2 separate regions of the Mus musculus genome follow, and region 2 is linked to region 1. A link is a loop called in an ENCODE intact Hi-C map of the cell type or tissue named here. Cell type or tissue: left cerebral cortex. All regions are shown on one strand.

Region 1 (8,000 bases):
AAGAAGGCCCAGCTTTGTCAACTTGAAGTCACCTATCTGGGGTACATATTCAAGGTGGGTCAGCCAACACATACTGTCAGATGCCTTGGAAGTAAACCATCTTTAGCATCCCAGTCCCATCAACCCTGGGACAAGTACGGGAATTTCTAGGATCTGCCTGGTTTTGTAGACTTTGGGTACCAGGGTTCACTGAGATAGCCAAAGTGTTATATGAGGCCTCCCAGGGCCAAAAAAGACAAAATAGAATGGACCCAGGAGATGGACATGGCTTTTAAGACTCTAGGAAGAGCCTCATTGGAGGTAGTGGCCTTGGCCCTCTGGGACATTTACAAACCTTTCCACCTGTATGTGGATCAGAGAAAGGGGATAGCAAAGGGGGTGCTCACCCAAATTTTGGGACCATGGAAAAGACCTGTGGCTTATTATCTAAGAAGCTGGATCTGATGGCCCAAGGATGGCCAGCCTGCCTCCAGATCATAGCTGCCACTGCCCAGCTAGTCAGGGATGCTGACAAAATAACTATGGGGCAGGAACTTGTTGTTACCACCCACCATGCTATTGAGGGGACCCTCAAGAATCCACACAGCTGGTGGCTGTCCAATGCCAGACTGTTGCAGTTTCAGGCTCTACTTTTGAATCCCTCTTGCATAAGATATAACCCATCATCTGCCATAAACCTAGTCACCTTGCTACCTGACCTGTGCTCAGATGTGCAGCATGATTGCTCTACAAGTTCTGGGGCACAGCCAGAACATCATGCTGGACTTGACTGACATACCCTGGCCAGACGGGAAATGGATCTACTTTATGCACAGGAGCAGCTTCATCCAGAATGAAATCAGGTATGCAGGGGCAGCTGTTATGGTCTTGGACTCTGGTATTTGGGCAACTGCTTTGCCAGTGGAAACTTCAAGTCTAGAAAGCTGAACTAAAGGCTAACCCAGGTTTTAAAACTGGCAAAAGGGGCATAGCTAATATCTACATTTATAGCAGATATGCCTTTGCTCATATACATGGGTCCATATACTAAGAGAGGGGATTATTGACTGTTGAAGGAAGAAAAAAATCAAAGATAAGGAAGGAATACTTGTTTTATTGGAGGCATTATGTCTTCCTCTCAAGGTGGCCCGGGCATCAGAAAGGGACATCAGAAATAGTCTGAGGGAACAGGCCAGCTGATAAAGCAGCAAGAGAGGCCACCCAAGTTTCCCCTGCCAACATCCTGGTAGCTTTGCAGCGCCCCCCACTCCCACCCCTACCCTGTGCCCCCAAAAATCCCGGTATATACTGCTGAAGACAGATGACATCAGGCGAAATGCTAAGGAGTTTATAGAAGAGATGGGTGGTTGCTGACTTCTGAAGCCTGCACCATCCTACCTAAGGAGTTTGCTAAGCAACTCATCCATCAGATTCATCAACCTTCACACTTGGTAACCAAACACTGAAGGAATTGCTGTGAGGGGCAAGGTACAAAATATTTGACTTAGGACAATGGTTGATCAGGTATTCTCAGTCTGTGCCACCTGCCAGGCTGTGAACTCCTCAGGCCTCAGTCAAGGAACTGCTCCAGGAACCAGAATCAGGGGTCAATGGCCAGAGGCTAATTGGGAAATAGATTATACAGAAATAAAACTAGGAACACAGTATTTGCTAGTTTTTATGGATACCTTTTCAGGATGGGTAGATGCCTACCCTATAAAGGAGACTGTCACTGTAGTGGCAAAGACGCTTCTGGAAGACATCATACCCAGGTATGGTTTGCCTACTGTACTGGCTGGTTTTATGTGCCAACTTGACACAGGTTGGAGTTATCACAGAGAAAGGAGCCTCAGTTGAAGAAATGCCTCCATGAGACCCAGATCTAAGGCATTTTTCTCAGCTAGTGATCAAGGGGAGAGGACCCAGCTCATTGTGGGAGGTGCCATCCCTTGGCTGGTAGTTTTGGGTTCTATAAGAGAGCAGGCTGAGCAAGCCAGGGGAAGCAAGCCAGTAAGGAACATCCCTCCATGGCCTCTGCATCAGCTCCTGCTTCCTGACCTGCTTGAGTTCCAGTCCTGACTTCCTTGGTGATGAACAGCAGTATGGAAGTGTAAGCTGAATAAACCCTTTCCTCCCCAACTTGTTTCTTGGTCATGATGCTTTGTGCAGGAATAGAAACCTGCTTGTGTTTGACAGTGAACCATCATCATTTATCTTTCAGGTAACTCAATCTCTAGCACAGGTTCTGAGGACCATTTGGAAATTACCTTGTGTATACAGACCCCAGAGTTCAGGGTAAGTAGAGAGGATGAATTGGATCCTGAAGGAAGCCCTGAACAAATTAACCCTTGAAACTGGTGGTGACTGGGTGTCTCTCCTACCTTATTCCTTATATAGGGCTAGGAATACCCCCTACACTTTAGGTCCCCTCACCCCTCTTTTGAGATCCTTTATGGAAGGCCCCCTTCCTTGCTGCCCAAACTCCAGTCTGATATCTTAGCTGAATATGACCAACATAAGTTTTTAACATCCTTGGAAGCCCTCCATAGGATCTGGAAGCAACTCTGGCCTGCCATCTGCCAGGTTTATGAGTCTGTTCCTCCCTTGACTGCCACTGATTAGAACCAGGTGAAGAGTCTGGATTAAGAGACATAACCACAAGACTCTGGAACATTGCTGGAAAGGACCTCACATTGTGATCCTGACCATGCCTCTGGCTGTTAAGGTGGACGTGATCAGGATGTGATGTACCACTCCCACGTTAAGCCTGCCAGGGGAGAGATGATCCAGCAGTTGAGATCCCAGTGAAGGGCAATGCCAGGTGAACAGCCACAAGAATGATGGGAGGTCACCCTACACTGTGTCGATCCGCTGACTGATCCTGATCGACTCTGGCACTCATGACCCTGTTTGCTTGCTGCTTATGCTTTGCTGCACCAGCCAATAGCCCCACGTAACCCTAGGGGGCGGAGTAACAACCTTGTCATCAAGTTCACAGTGGCTGTCAAGACTGGACTGCTGGTTCTCAACTACTCTCACCCTGGACTGTTGGTTATCAGACAGGGACGCTGTGTTGGAAGCAAGGTAGCCCCAGCCTATTCCCACCTCTGCAACCACACTGTAACCCCTACTGCTGCAGGACACAGGCTGCCTCTGGAGAATGCTTGGTGAGCTTCTACCTCGGGGGCCTACTCCATGCATTTATGACCTGGTTGTAAATATGTCTGAGGATTTTTATGTTCTAATACAGCTTGTAGCCAGAGTGACCTCTTATTCTAGGGAGGATGTCTTCAACCAGCTAGCACCTCCAAACAATCGAGTTAAAAGGGTGACTACTTCTGCTGTGTTTCTAGGTTCTCTTCTTGGCATAGGGCTAGTTGGAGCTGCTAGTGTAGGGGCCTCAGCCCTGCAAGGCCCTATGGATGGGGAAATATACAGGAGATGGAAAAGTCCATCGTGGCCCTGCAGGATTCCCTATCCTCCCTGGCAACAGTAGTCCTACAGAACAGAAGAGGCCCAGACTTGCTGTTCCTCCAGCAGGGAGGACTCTGTGCAGCCTTAGATGAGGAATGTTGTTTCTATGTTGACCACTCAGGTGTGGTCAAAGAATCCATGGCCTTAGTCAGAAGGAGACTACAAGACAGATTCAACTGATGTTAGCTTTGACTTGTGGTCCCTGCATAATCAATGCTTTAGTTAGGTTTGTTAAGGAACAGATTTATTCTCAAACAACAGTACCAGTCCATAGAAACATCTCAAGGATGGCCTCAAACTGAAAGGTGGTGGTGGTAATGAAAGGGAAGAGATAGGCTGATTCCACGACAGGCTTCAAATTGGCAGTTAAGGAAACTAGGCCTAAAACTCTGTTTCCAAGAACTGGGCAAGCCCAGGCAAGCCCAGGCAAGTCAGTTAATAGGAAAAACCCCAGGCTCCAGCCCCCACGCACCGGTAATGGTTGTGGAATGCCTAGAAATAGAGTAAGATAAAGCTCACCTACCCTGGAATTCCTCTGATGTGCTTTAAATCAGGCCTGGAAGCGCAGTTGTCTGTCTATCTTGGTAATGGGAGACCCCAGCATGCTGGACTTCTGCAGAATAAAACACTCTGCATTTACATACTATTTGAGTCAGGGTGTCACTCTTCAGCAAATCATGGTTACATTATACTGTCAACCACCCTGATTGATGGAAGCTGAGGGGGAAGGTTCTAGAAATCGTGTTCTTGGTGGGAACTTTATACAAGGGTGCTCCTATAGCCAAGGAGAGCAAAGGTAGAAAAGACTGAGGTGAGTTGTGTCCCTCAGCTGCAAGGGGTGAACAGTTTTAGATGAGCCCTTTCTCAGACGAATTAACCATAGTTTCCAACTCTGGTCAGCAGAGGGCAGGCTGGCCTGTGAAATGATCCACCACTGGAGCTTTGCTCTGGAGAGATGGGTGGTCCATTGGAATCGAGATGAAGACAAACTCACTGGATGGATCTTCACAAAACACTCTGCCTTTGGGGGTCAGAAATGTTTCCCAGTATTTACTGCTAGGCCCCCTGTTCCGATGTCCTGTAGGGAGGAGCGGGAGGGAGGAGGGGTCAGTGTCTAGGTCACAGGTTACACAGGTGTCTGAAAAGGAAGTGTGTGTCCTAGGACAGGAGCTCTCAGAGGCACTTCCCCTCACATGTTTGGGACACTGATTTCTAACTGTGACGGGGAGGCAGATGGAGAGGTCAGAGTCCTGGTAGATGGCAAGAGAGCAGGATGAGAAAATGATGTAGGGCAGGCAGTACAGACTCCACGGTGTCCTGTGAGACCGTGGAGAGATACCACAATCACATTTGAGCCCCATTTTCACATCTCTGAAGTCCACTTCATCTCTTCAGTGGCCTCTGTCAATAGGGGGCTTAATCAGCATGACTGACACCCATGCTCCTCTTAAAAATTTAGGGGTTCAGTCAAAGAGTGGGAAGACTGCAGAAAGGGAGAGAGCAGGGAAGACAGGAACACATTCTCTGGAGGGCTCTGACCTCTCCCTCTCCTCTTGTCAAACACACTAGGAAATCTAGGCTTTTTAAACATTTCTTCAGATGAGGTGATTCATTCCTAATTCAACACACATCTGTGGACCCTCAGTTTCTGCTGTCCTGGGAGGCACTATTCCATCATGGCCACCGCCCTTCTTGCTTTGGCATGGCACCACAGTTGCAAAGCAGTTTAATGGCAGTTTTCTATTTTGACTTCTACATTTCTAAAGTGGCAGAAATATTTTTTTTTCCTCAGTTTTGGAGATAGGAAGCAAGGTTCAGTGGTACCAAGGCCGCCACAGTGATTTCGTAATGAGGGGTTAGCACTGCCTCTTCCCAAATGGAACAGTCTTGTTTACTGAATGAACAAACTGAAAACCAGGAGCAGGTACGGTGTCCCTCAGTGGGATGAGAAGGCCCAGCACACTCTGACCCCAAGGCTATAAAGGGCGTTTTGTATGGCTTTGTGGTCTGGTTATTAAACCTTGGGCTGCTGCTAGGCTAGTGGTCTACCACAGAGCTAACTACCAGCCCAGTTCATCCATCTTTTGAGGAGATAATAAGCATGGCTTTAATTATTTTGTGTCTTCTGTGTATCAGGGGTCTCTGTCAAGTCCTCTATACAGGTTATTACTTAATTCTCATAGCATGAGGCAGGTACTCAGGGAGTCTGGTGACCTTGTTAAGGTCACATCATTGGAGAAGGTGGATGGGCTGTCTGAGCCAGGGCTCTGACTGTGGCAGAACCCAGGAGACTGCTTGTGGGAAGGCTGAGCAGTCTCTTCAGCTACCAGGTTGTCTGCACTGATTGGCTGCATCTTCAGTGCTGCTCAGCTCTCATGCTGCTGGTCTTTGTGTAGAAAGAAAGGCTTGGGCGTGAGAGGGAGTTTCTGTGGATGTGAAACACAAATTTCACATTCATTTATATTTTATCTGTAAAAACAACTCCAAGATGGTAATTAATTGTCAATGACTACTTCTATGGGACCTTCTGACCTTCAGGTTGTGGGTAACATAAAAATATACAACTCTTTGAATGTCCTGTAACAAGCTTGATATTTTAGATACCTTGGGATTGTGCAGTTTATTATAGTGAAAATTAAGAGTCACTGATGTCCCCAGCTAGCCCCAGAGGTCCTTCCTGGTCCATCTGGCCAAAATGTCTCCCAGTTCAACTTTGGTAGAGCTGTGGAAGGTTTCAGACAACATCTGAGAATGAGAATTGGTCCAGATTCAAGGCAGAGGGAGGTCGGCCATGGGATATGGCAAGTGTGTCTTCCCCACTCTGCCCTTGGCTTCTACCTTTTTTTTTTTTTATTATTATTTTCTAGAAGGAAGTCTGCTTAGGGCGGGGGAGAGTAGAAATGCTTCCTGCTCCAGCTCTCATCCCGAGGACTGGCATAACTAAGCTTTCTCCTGGTTTTATCCCTTACTAGAGCCCTTAAAAGGAACAGGCTAGGAAAAGAGCCAGATTTGTTCTTCGTCCTGGCTGACCTGTTTAGTCTTGATTCCAGGTGCTTTCTTCTTCCCATTCTCCAGAGGATGGCAGGCAAAGCTGGTCTCTAAGGCTCTACTCTCCCACCCTTTTCTGGAGTCACTAGGACACATGAATGTTGGTTTTGGGATCCTGTAGATGGTAAGCATGAAATATACATATCTATCTATCTATCTATCTATCTATCTATCTATCTATCTATCTATCGAGAGAACTTGTCTTGTGAGGAGCATCTGTCTAAAATGTTTGTGGTCGTTATTTTTTTTTTTTTTTTTAAAACATCTTAGCCAGGCTGTGGTGGCACAAACCTTTAGTCCCAGTACTCAGGAGGTAGAACAGGTGGCTCTCTATGAGTTAAGGCCATTTTGTCCAGGCTATCCCCCAAAGCAGACCCCCCCCCCCCGCCTTCACTGTGTAAATACCTAAATACTGGGATTACAGGTGTGTACATAATACACTTAATTTGTTTTTTAAAGTTTGTCCACAGCCTCGTAGACAAAGCCATCAAAGAGGAAGAGAAAGGAATAAAGGGAGGGAGGGAGAATAAGTGAGGAGAGAATAAAATAAAATGAGAAAGAGAAGATGTGGGAGGCAGAGGATGAAGGGGCACACTGCAGGCGGGGGAGGGAGATGGATCCCAGGATTGCTCTGCTGAGGACTGGACATGGCCCTTGGGTAGGGTCGTAGCTTGTGTCTCAGAACTGTCTCAACAGGACCAAACCCCAGGCATGGACCGATTTGACAGCTCCTCACAGGCTCCTTTCAGATAGTACGATAGTCTCCCTTCCATGCCACTCCCTGAAGTCTTCCATTCTCTCTAGGATATGCTGAAGTGGCCAGGCCAAAGTAGCTATTGGGTTGCACGCCTTTCTGGGCCTCCCAAATCTCTATACAAAGTGTAAGCAGAGGGCCACTGCCTGTGCCCACCCCCATCTTCCTAGGATGTTTGTGTGGCAGACTTTGGGTGGAAAGCTGTGTGCAGCGCTGTTACCTGCAGTAGACGTCGGAACCAGGTATTCCAGGTTCTCAGAACTTTGTTCAGAGATTTGGAGAAGTCCATAGAAATAACCAAGCAGCAAGCAGTCTCCTTCAAAGGCAAAGCAAGGTTTAAAGTAGATATTCTGCCAGAGAACAGTAGGCCTGAGCAAGGTTTTCTCAAGAGCTAGGGTTAGTGTTTGCATCTTCCTTTGATGGTTCAAGACAGGGAGATGTTGGCTGCAAGCGGGTAGAGTTGCATCATTTCCTATCTTGATTGACAGGCTCGGGTTATCTAGGCTCTGTTCACTATACACATTTTTATTAATTGGAGAACTTCATACACTGTATTTTGTAAAAATAAAAAAAATCTATTTTCCTTCCCCAGCCTCAGTTCCCAACAATAATGACTGTGAGATTAATTATTTATTAATAAACGCCTTGGCTATAAGCTTTGGCTCATTCCCTGACTAGCTCATAACTTATCCAACCCATTCAAACTGTTCTGTCTTCCACATGGTTAATTACCTCTCCTCAGCTT
Region 2 (8,000 bases), 980 kb after region 1:
TAATCATGACCCAAAGTGCAAGAGCTGTGATGCTGGCAATTTTATTACGATGTATGAATTGTTCCATCTTATTATTTATTGTGGTTATTCTCTTACTGTGCCTAACTCCTGCATCTAATTTTTTTTTCATGTGATGGTAGAAGCATCAGATAATAGAGGGCTCAGCGTCCAGTGCTGCCCTGGGCTTCCACTGGGGCGTCTTGGAACATATTCCCCAGAGACCACAGAGGCCCACTCTATTTAAGACCTGTCAGGTCTCTGCTTTGCTTATCCCTGCCAATTCCTCCCTCTGCTGGATGTTTCCTGCTTCTACATTTCCTACAGAAATTTGGTTGCATCTCTCTGCCAGCAATAAACCTGATGTTTCCCTCCATGCCCTGAAGGGACCCAGAAATGTGGCCACCGGACAACTGGGCAGTAAAATGGATACTTCAAGAGAATCATGCTGGATGTGGGAAGGTTCTCTTTACAGGTGCTGGGAGTACCTCGCTTCTTGTGCCTCCCTCCCTTCTCTATGAATGCAAATCGCTGCTAATAATATCGCTTGACATTTATAAAACCCTTTTCTTGATCTTCACAACAGCCTCAGGATGCCTCCTAAGCCCAGCCAGACTCCTTTTCAAAGTCTTCCAAACAGACCCAGATATGGCAAGCTTACCAAAGGAGGATGCCCAATTTGCCTCCATCTTCATTCGAGGCCAAGCACAGATGGATTTCTACTAAGACAGTATTTTGGTGCTACATCAATTGGATCTTGAGGTCAGATTCTGGAGCAGAATGATACAGAGGGGGCGTGGATCTCTGAATAAAGGAGCAGAAGAGATGAGCTCCCACCTCACTCAGTATCTGAGCGCATCCAAGATCAGGGAGCAGAGGCTCAGATAAATGAGCACGCCTGGGAGAGTGAGAGATGAGCACGCACTGCAGAATGAGAAGAACAGTCAGGCATCCTTGCTATAGCCTGGCATGGTGGCACACTCCTATATCAGCAAGAAGGACTGAACCAGGCAGGAAGATTATTAGTTTGAGGCTAACCTGGGATACAAAGCAAGATGAAAGAAGAAAGAAGGAGAGGGAGGGAGAGAGGCAGGGAGGAAGGGAGGGAGGGAGGGAGGCAGGGAGGAAGGGAAACAGGGAGACAGGGAGACAGGGAGACAGGGAGACAGGGAGACAGGGAGGGAGGGAGGGAGGGAGGGAGGGAGGGAGGGAGGGAGGGAGGGAGGGAGGGAGGGAGGGAGGGAGGGAGGGAGGGAGGGTAGGAGACAGGAAGGCAGGAAGGCTGAGAGGCAGGAAGACATGGAGACAGGGAGGGAGGAAAGCAGGGAGGGAGGGAGGGAGGGAGGGAGGGAAAGAGGAAAGGAGGGAGGAAGGGAGGCAGGGAAAAAAGAAGAAAGCAAGAGTAGAAGGAAGGAAGGAAGGAAGGAAGGAAGGAAGGAAGGAAGGAAGGAAGGAAGGAAGGACGGAAGGAAACTTTGCTATATTTTCTCATTCTTTTAAAAATTCTAAATGTAGGGGCTAGTGAGATGGCTCAGCGGGTAAGAGCACTGACTGCTCTTCCTAAGGTCCTGAGTTCAAATCCCAGCAACCACATGGTGGCTCACAACCACCTGTAATGAGATCTGATGCCCTCTTCTGGTGTGTCTGAAGACAGCTACAGTGTACTTATGTATAGTAATAAATAAATCTAATAAATAAATAAATAAATAAATAAATAAATAAATAAATAAGGTACCATGTGCAAAACACACAGCATTTTTTTTTAAAAATTCTAAATGTATACTGCTAATCTAAAGATACTAAACCCAGGGCTGGTGAGATGGCTCAGCGGTTAAGAGCATCGACTGCTCTTGCTAAGGTCCTGAGTTCAAGTCCCAGCAACCACATGGTGGCTCACAACCATCTGTAATGAGATCTGACGCCCTCTTCTGGAGTGTCTGAAGACAGCTACAGTGTACTTACATATAATAAATAAATAAATAAATAAATAAATAAATATTAAAAAAATACTAAACCCAAAGATGGCTGAAGTAAAAGATTTGTCAACTGCTAGATACGCTATCCATAAAAAGGCCAGGTCCTGGACCAGTGTCTGCAAATTCCCAGTAGCAGGCTAAGCAGCCCCCTGGAAAATGTACTCCATGGAGCAGAGTTGGGGGCTGGCTTTATTTATTTATTTATTTATTTAGCCTTGGAGAAGGGAACCCTGACTGACACTCACCTCACCTCACCCAGCCCAACCCCCAGCTACAGACACAAGGGGTGGCTGACACAGAATAAGAAGCTTGGAGCAGGACATGGGTCCTTAGAGCTACATCCCCCATATTGGATGTTTGCCTGTCCCTCTGGTCCTTTCTTCTTCTGTCTTAGATCAAAGTGCAGACAAGTCTGTTCAAAGCCAGTGATGGGGTTCTGAGCCAGACACCCCTCCTGCCAGAGTGAGGATCCCTCTATCAGAATAAATGTTATTTATTTATATCAGATAAATGTTGTTATTAATCTGTTCCCATGCCGTGGGCCTCTTTGATTCTCCAGTGTATTTTCAAAACCTTTTTTTTAATGTCCAAGACACGATATGTAGAATTACAGATAACCAATTAAACTAAAAGAGTGCTATGTTAAAAACAAGGCAGGATATTATGAAACATAATCTACTGTGTTGACGCTCTAAGTAACATAATCTAGAAGGAGGTCTAATGACCACCAAGAGTCCAAAGCATCAATACACGTGAGGTTTGTGAAAACTGGGGCAACCAAATGAGATTTGAGAACGCCCATTGATGCCGCCATCCTCGTGAAGGTCGTGGATATGATGTATTTGATTACCTCCATTATGATAAAGGGAAAATGCTAAATTTCCATTAGTAAAAATAATGACATTTTTTTCTGTTCTAGCCCACAGGCACATGGACGACAGACAGGTCAGCTCTCAGACTGGTAATCTGTAAGGTTGCTTCTAACACAAATTATCTAGATGAGACAAGGGGATGTGTATAAAATGTGTTAGGACGTCAGTTTTGTTTTGTTTTGTTTTGTTTCTGGCAAGCCCCCGCTGACCTAGAACTCTGTAGACCAGGCTAGCCTCAAACTCAGAGATCTGCCTGCCTTTGCCTCCTAAGTGCTGTGAGTAAAGGCTCTTGCCACCAGCCCTATGTAAGAATTTGACAGTCTGAAGAGTTGGCACCAGAGTATCACATAGGTGGAAACTGCTTTTGTTCTGAGAACTGTCTGTTAGTCATAGTGGCCCATACATATACCCAGCCACATGAAAGGTTAGAACTGGAGCTACAAGTTCAAGGCCAGCTTGGACCACATAGTGAGTTTGAAACCAGCCACTGCAGAGTGGCTTTAATAAATTTGCTCTGAGTGATTTAGCTGCTGCTGACTTTGAAAATAATCCCAGAAATAGAGATTGATGGAAGAGATCGGGGCTGGGGAGGTAGGTGGAGTCCTGTGGATCGGTGGCAGTAGCCTCTTTCCCATCCTCTGACTCAGGGATCTGCGTTTTTCTGTCCGGATTCCGTGTAGATCACTGCAGTTTTGAGTCTACGGAGCCTTCCTGCATTACTAGGAAGAACCTGCCATCTGCTGGCCAGCTTGAGTAAAACATGAGGACCCTCCTGAAGGATGATGGCTGTTTGGGGAGGGCGTTCTGGTACAAAGGCCATTGCCACAAAATAGGTCTGGGAGGGACAGATATTTTCTATTAACAACTCTGGACTTGGAAGAAGCCGGATAGGATGGCACTTAGAAGGGCCCTTCGATTGCTCTTTGGGACTCCGAAAGTAACGAAAGGGGATAAAAGATTGAAGAAAAAAAAAAAAGTAACAGGGAAAATAGCTATTGAGAGAGAGAGAATGAGGATTTACAGTCAAAAAATACCCCACAAAAAGAAACAGGTGTCACTGGAGACGCCTCCGGGCGGAAGAAGATGAGAACATTTCCCCGCCTTCGGTGTAGACCGTGTTCTTCGGTTCTGAGATCGCATCGCCCTCAGGCAAAACTGTTCCTTCTGCACTGAACGTTCTTCCGACCCCATCCTTCTTATCTAAGTAAATGTTTGTTTGCTGCCGCTCTAGGGAATCTGCAGCAAGTCCGCTGGGCAAGCGAGCTCTATGGAAGCTCAGCTCAGCTCTTTGTCGACACCTCCTGGCACTGCTCTGGAACTGCCTGCTGACTTGTTTACTGCTTACTTCGTGTCTCCAGAGATCAAAACCCCCAGGCAGGGTATCATTTAAAGGCAGCTCTATCCTACTGTGAAAAACTATGCGAGACTATTAGCTTACTGGATTCATTTTTCTTGTGGAATTTTGAGGAACTTGGTGATCACAATTTGAAAACAAATAAAAATGCGTTGACACATTTTTTCCCCTAGAGATCTTCTGCCTAGAAGTTGAAAATCATTTCTTTTTCTATTTCAATATCTGCCAACACCCTTGAGGGGCCTGCCGGCATCCATAGCCTGCTCATAGCAAAAGCCTCGCGATTCTAGAGAGGGAACCCCTCCATTCAGTCCATGTGACTTGGAGCTGATCCTGTCCTCCCACACAGGAGTGACTGGGCCTGGCAAATCCAACTTCTAATAGCTTAACATGCTTGGTTCAGAGATGAGCATATGACTGAGCTAACCCAATGAGAAAATACCCTACTTTGAAACCTTGACTGAGAATTTCTGAACTTGGTAGGCCATGGTCCTGGAGCTTGTGGTCATTTGGTGCCGCCAGAAAGTGGAAAGTGGCCAGAAGTAAAGCCAGAGGTAAGACGGTGTCTACAAGATCAACATTCTTTCTGTACTGGCTCCAACCCAGAACTTTTACTGGACTTCCCCATTCCATTCCATGAGCCATAGCTACTGGGAAGACTTTTATAAAGAACATATTTTAGACAGTAGCTATCCCAGTGTCCAGTTAAATAGGAAGAATAAGGGAAGATGAAGGTTGGGGGTCAATTAACGTTTTGTCTCTAGGAATGTCCCTTACTCTCAGTGTACTGTGGGGAGCAGAACGCCACCCTCCCTTTCTCTTTCTCTCTCTCTCAGATGTATTTGTTTTTATTTTAGGTGTATGAATGTTTCACCTGCATGTATATCTGTTTATCACATGCATGCCCGGTGCCTGCAGAGGCCAGAAGAGGGCATCAGATCACTTAAAACTGGAGTAACATGAGCCGCCGTGTGAATGCTGGAAATTAAACCCGGGTTCTCTGAAAAAGCAGCCAGTGCTGTTAACAACTGAGCCACCACTCAAAATCAGACCAGTTTTAATGCTCCAGTCTTCCCATATCCACACCTTTGCTTCCTTTACAGTGAACTGCACTAGCAGCAGCAGCAGCAGCAGCAGCAGAGGCAGCAACAGCTACAGCAGCAGCAGAAGCAGCAGCAACAGCAGCAGCAACAGCAACAGCAACAGCAACAGCAACAGCAACAACAACAACAACAGGGCATCAGCAACAGCAGCAGCAGAAGCAGCAGCAACAGCAGGGCAGCAGCATCAGCAGCCACTGCCATCTGCAGTGGAAAAACTGCAGTCCCTGCATTGAGTTCCAAGGAAGCAGATGCTATGGTGAAGATGCTGGACTTCAGCTGCTTCACTGGTTGGCCTGCCTAGACTCCTCCTGCTTGCTCCTACTCTAAACACATCCCTGTTTACTTCCTAATTATGTCCCAGTGTCTGACTAGTGAGAAGAGAATGAGTCACATGGAGACACACTAAAGAATATGGAGCCCAGTGCATTGCTTGCTGGAGTACTGACCACTTTAATGGACTGGGTTTGTTGTTGTTGTTGTCGTTGTCATCGTCGTCATCATCATCGTTGTCATTGTTTTAACCAAACTATGCCTTGCTTTTTTTTTTTTTTTGGTGGGGGGCACATTGTAGCTTGCAGAGTGTTCTTGTATAACATGACCTTGCCCAGTCTTCAAGGGTACCTCAGTGAGGTGGGACAGATCAGCCTGAGTAGCCCAGCATCCAAGAGAACTGCCTACCGTCCTCCACATCTGGCTCTTTTCTAACCTTGCCTGACTGGGTGGTAAGGAATAACCTGTGTGACCTACGGGTACTCCAGGCCTGTGCTGCAGATCCCATGCAGTTATTAATTGGGATCCAACAGCCAGAGGGGTCCCAATTAATACCCCAAGGAGGGTTTGCCTGTTGGGCAAGAAGCCAGTGATTCTCCATTTTCTGAGTCCTCACCAGGAAAGTCCGTATCCTCCTACCTTTCACACACAATGGCCATTGTCAATCACACAGAGGAGAAGAGGGCTGGGGCTCTGCTTCCAGAGGTATCCAACGCTATAAGCAGCCATTCGTTTGTTTGTTTGTTTGTTTGTTTTATATGAGTACACTATTGCTCTCTTCAGACTCACCAGAAGAGATCATCAGATCCCATTACAGGTGGTTGTGAGCCACCATGTGGCTCCTGGGGATTGAACTCAGGACCTCTGGAAGAGCAGTCAGTGCTCTTAACCTCCTGAACCATCTCTCCAGCCCTATAAGCAGCCTTCTTACAACCTAGGTCAGCAGTCACCAAGGCCCACCACTTCTTAGCAATGGATGAATAAATCACATGTGAACCATCAATGGTGCCACTGAGGATGAAGTGTGTCACCTCTGGGTGTCAGCTGATATTCCAGGGATGCGGCAACCTCCTGCTGGGACCACCTGAATGAACAGCTTGTATCTTCCATGTGTAAAGGAGCCGCAAAGACATACATCTTGTTCTTAAAAAAAGAAAATCAACTTCTGCCCAGGCCCTGTGGACCTGCTGGCTCTCAGCCACTGGGTATTTAACCAACCACAGCCAAACCGACACATGGCCACGCTGTTGGCTATGTGGTCAGAGGGACATTGCACAGTGAGTATACTTTCACCCCATACTCACTTAAAATACACATTGCGGGAACCTGTGACCCCAGAACACTTTGTTAACCTATTATGGATCTCCAAAGACCCAGAATGCTTGGGGCTAGAGAGATCACTTAGCAATTAAGTACAGTGGCTACTCACAATGAGTACCTTAGTTCAATTCACAGCATCCACATGGTGGCTCACAACCCTCTGTTACTCCAGTACCAGGGGATTCAACTGGACTTAGTGAACATCAGCCACACATATGCTTCATAGACATACTGGCAAGCTAAACACTCACATACAGAAAATAAAACTAAATAAATATAAACAATATTTAAAAAAAATAAACATAGAATCCAGAACACTGATAATGTAGATAGCAAAAAAAAAAAAGTGGAGCCTCATGTTTATAGAGTGGAGCCTTAGGGCACCCTTTCTCTGTCTCTGTCTCTCTGTCTCTCTCGCTCGCTCACTCTCTTATCTATCTATCTATCTATCTACCTATCTATCTATCTATCTATCTATCTATCTATCTATCTATCTCATCCTTCTCCTCATGAGGTGGGCCTTCTTAGATGCATTTCACATGTGTATTGATTATTCTCCAGTGTCAACTTGCCTGGATTTAAATTTATTGAGGAGAACATCAAAACACAGCTGTGCAATAGAGGGGTTCTTCTTCAGAGGGGGTTAACTGAACCCACGTAAATGTGGGTAACACCATCCCATAGATGGGCACCCAGACAAAATAAAAGGTGCGATGAGGAAACCAGCACAGTGCTGGCCTTCTCCTTTTGTGTTTACTGTGTGAGCTGTTCTGCTCTATCGTGGTGGGCTGACACCTCTGAGGCTACAATCTAAAACAAACCCTTCCTCCCTTAATTTGTCTCTGTACAACAATCTGAGAGTTGTCTGGATGCTCACTTATGGGATGAGAAGGCCTGAAGGGTGTCACAGGAAAATGAGATAAACAGGCAATGAACATTTTAAAAAATAGAACAATCTAAAACTACATCAAAGTTGTAAAATATGAAAATATATATTATAACCCATTTCTAGAAGAAAAAAAAACTTAAGCCCTTTAATAATGTTCAGCATGCTAAGAATGCCCTTACATGGCCAGGGTCTATGGTGGCTTCAAGATGGGAGCGCTCA

What was found. Peaks named below come from ENCODE experiments on the same cell type or tissue, not always from the same donor. Only the 100,000 strongest peaks of a DNase experiment are listed, where the experiment ranks them.
Region 2: a loop joins it to region 1, with 10 times the contacts of the local background. A loop is called at or near these places in 17 of 42 quality-filtered maps.

The regions. Positions count from the first base shown.
Region 1 is chr8:85,599,037-85,607,036 of GRCm38, forward strand. No RefSeq gene overlaps it. Among named protein-coding and RNA genes, the nearest start is that of Gm51583, 28 kb to the left of the region's middle. In left cerebral cortex, a CTCF peak has its summit at 4,352 (motif pointing right); a DNase peak (open chromatin) is centred at 4,368.
Region 2 is chr8:86,581,709-86,589,708 of GRCm38, forward strand. No RefSeq gene overlaps it. Among named protein-coding and RNA genes, the nearest start is that of Abcc12, 19 kb to the left of the region's middle. In left cerebral cortex, CTCF peaks have their summits at 310 (motif pointing left), 3,577 (motif pointing left), 4,150 and 5,102 (motif pointing right); DNase peaks (open chromatin) are centred at 317, 756, 3,573, 4,106 and 2 more places; H3K4me3 peaks cover 598 bases; H3K27ac peaks cover 804 bases.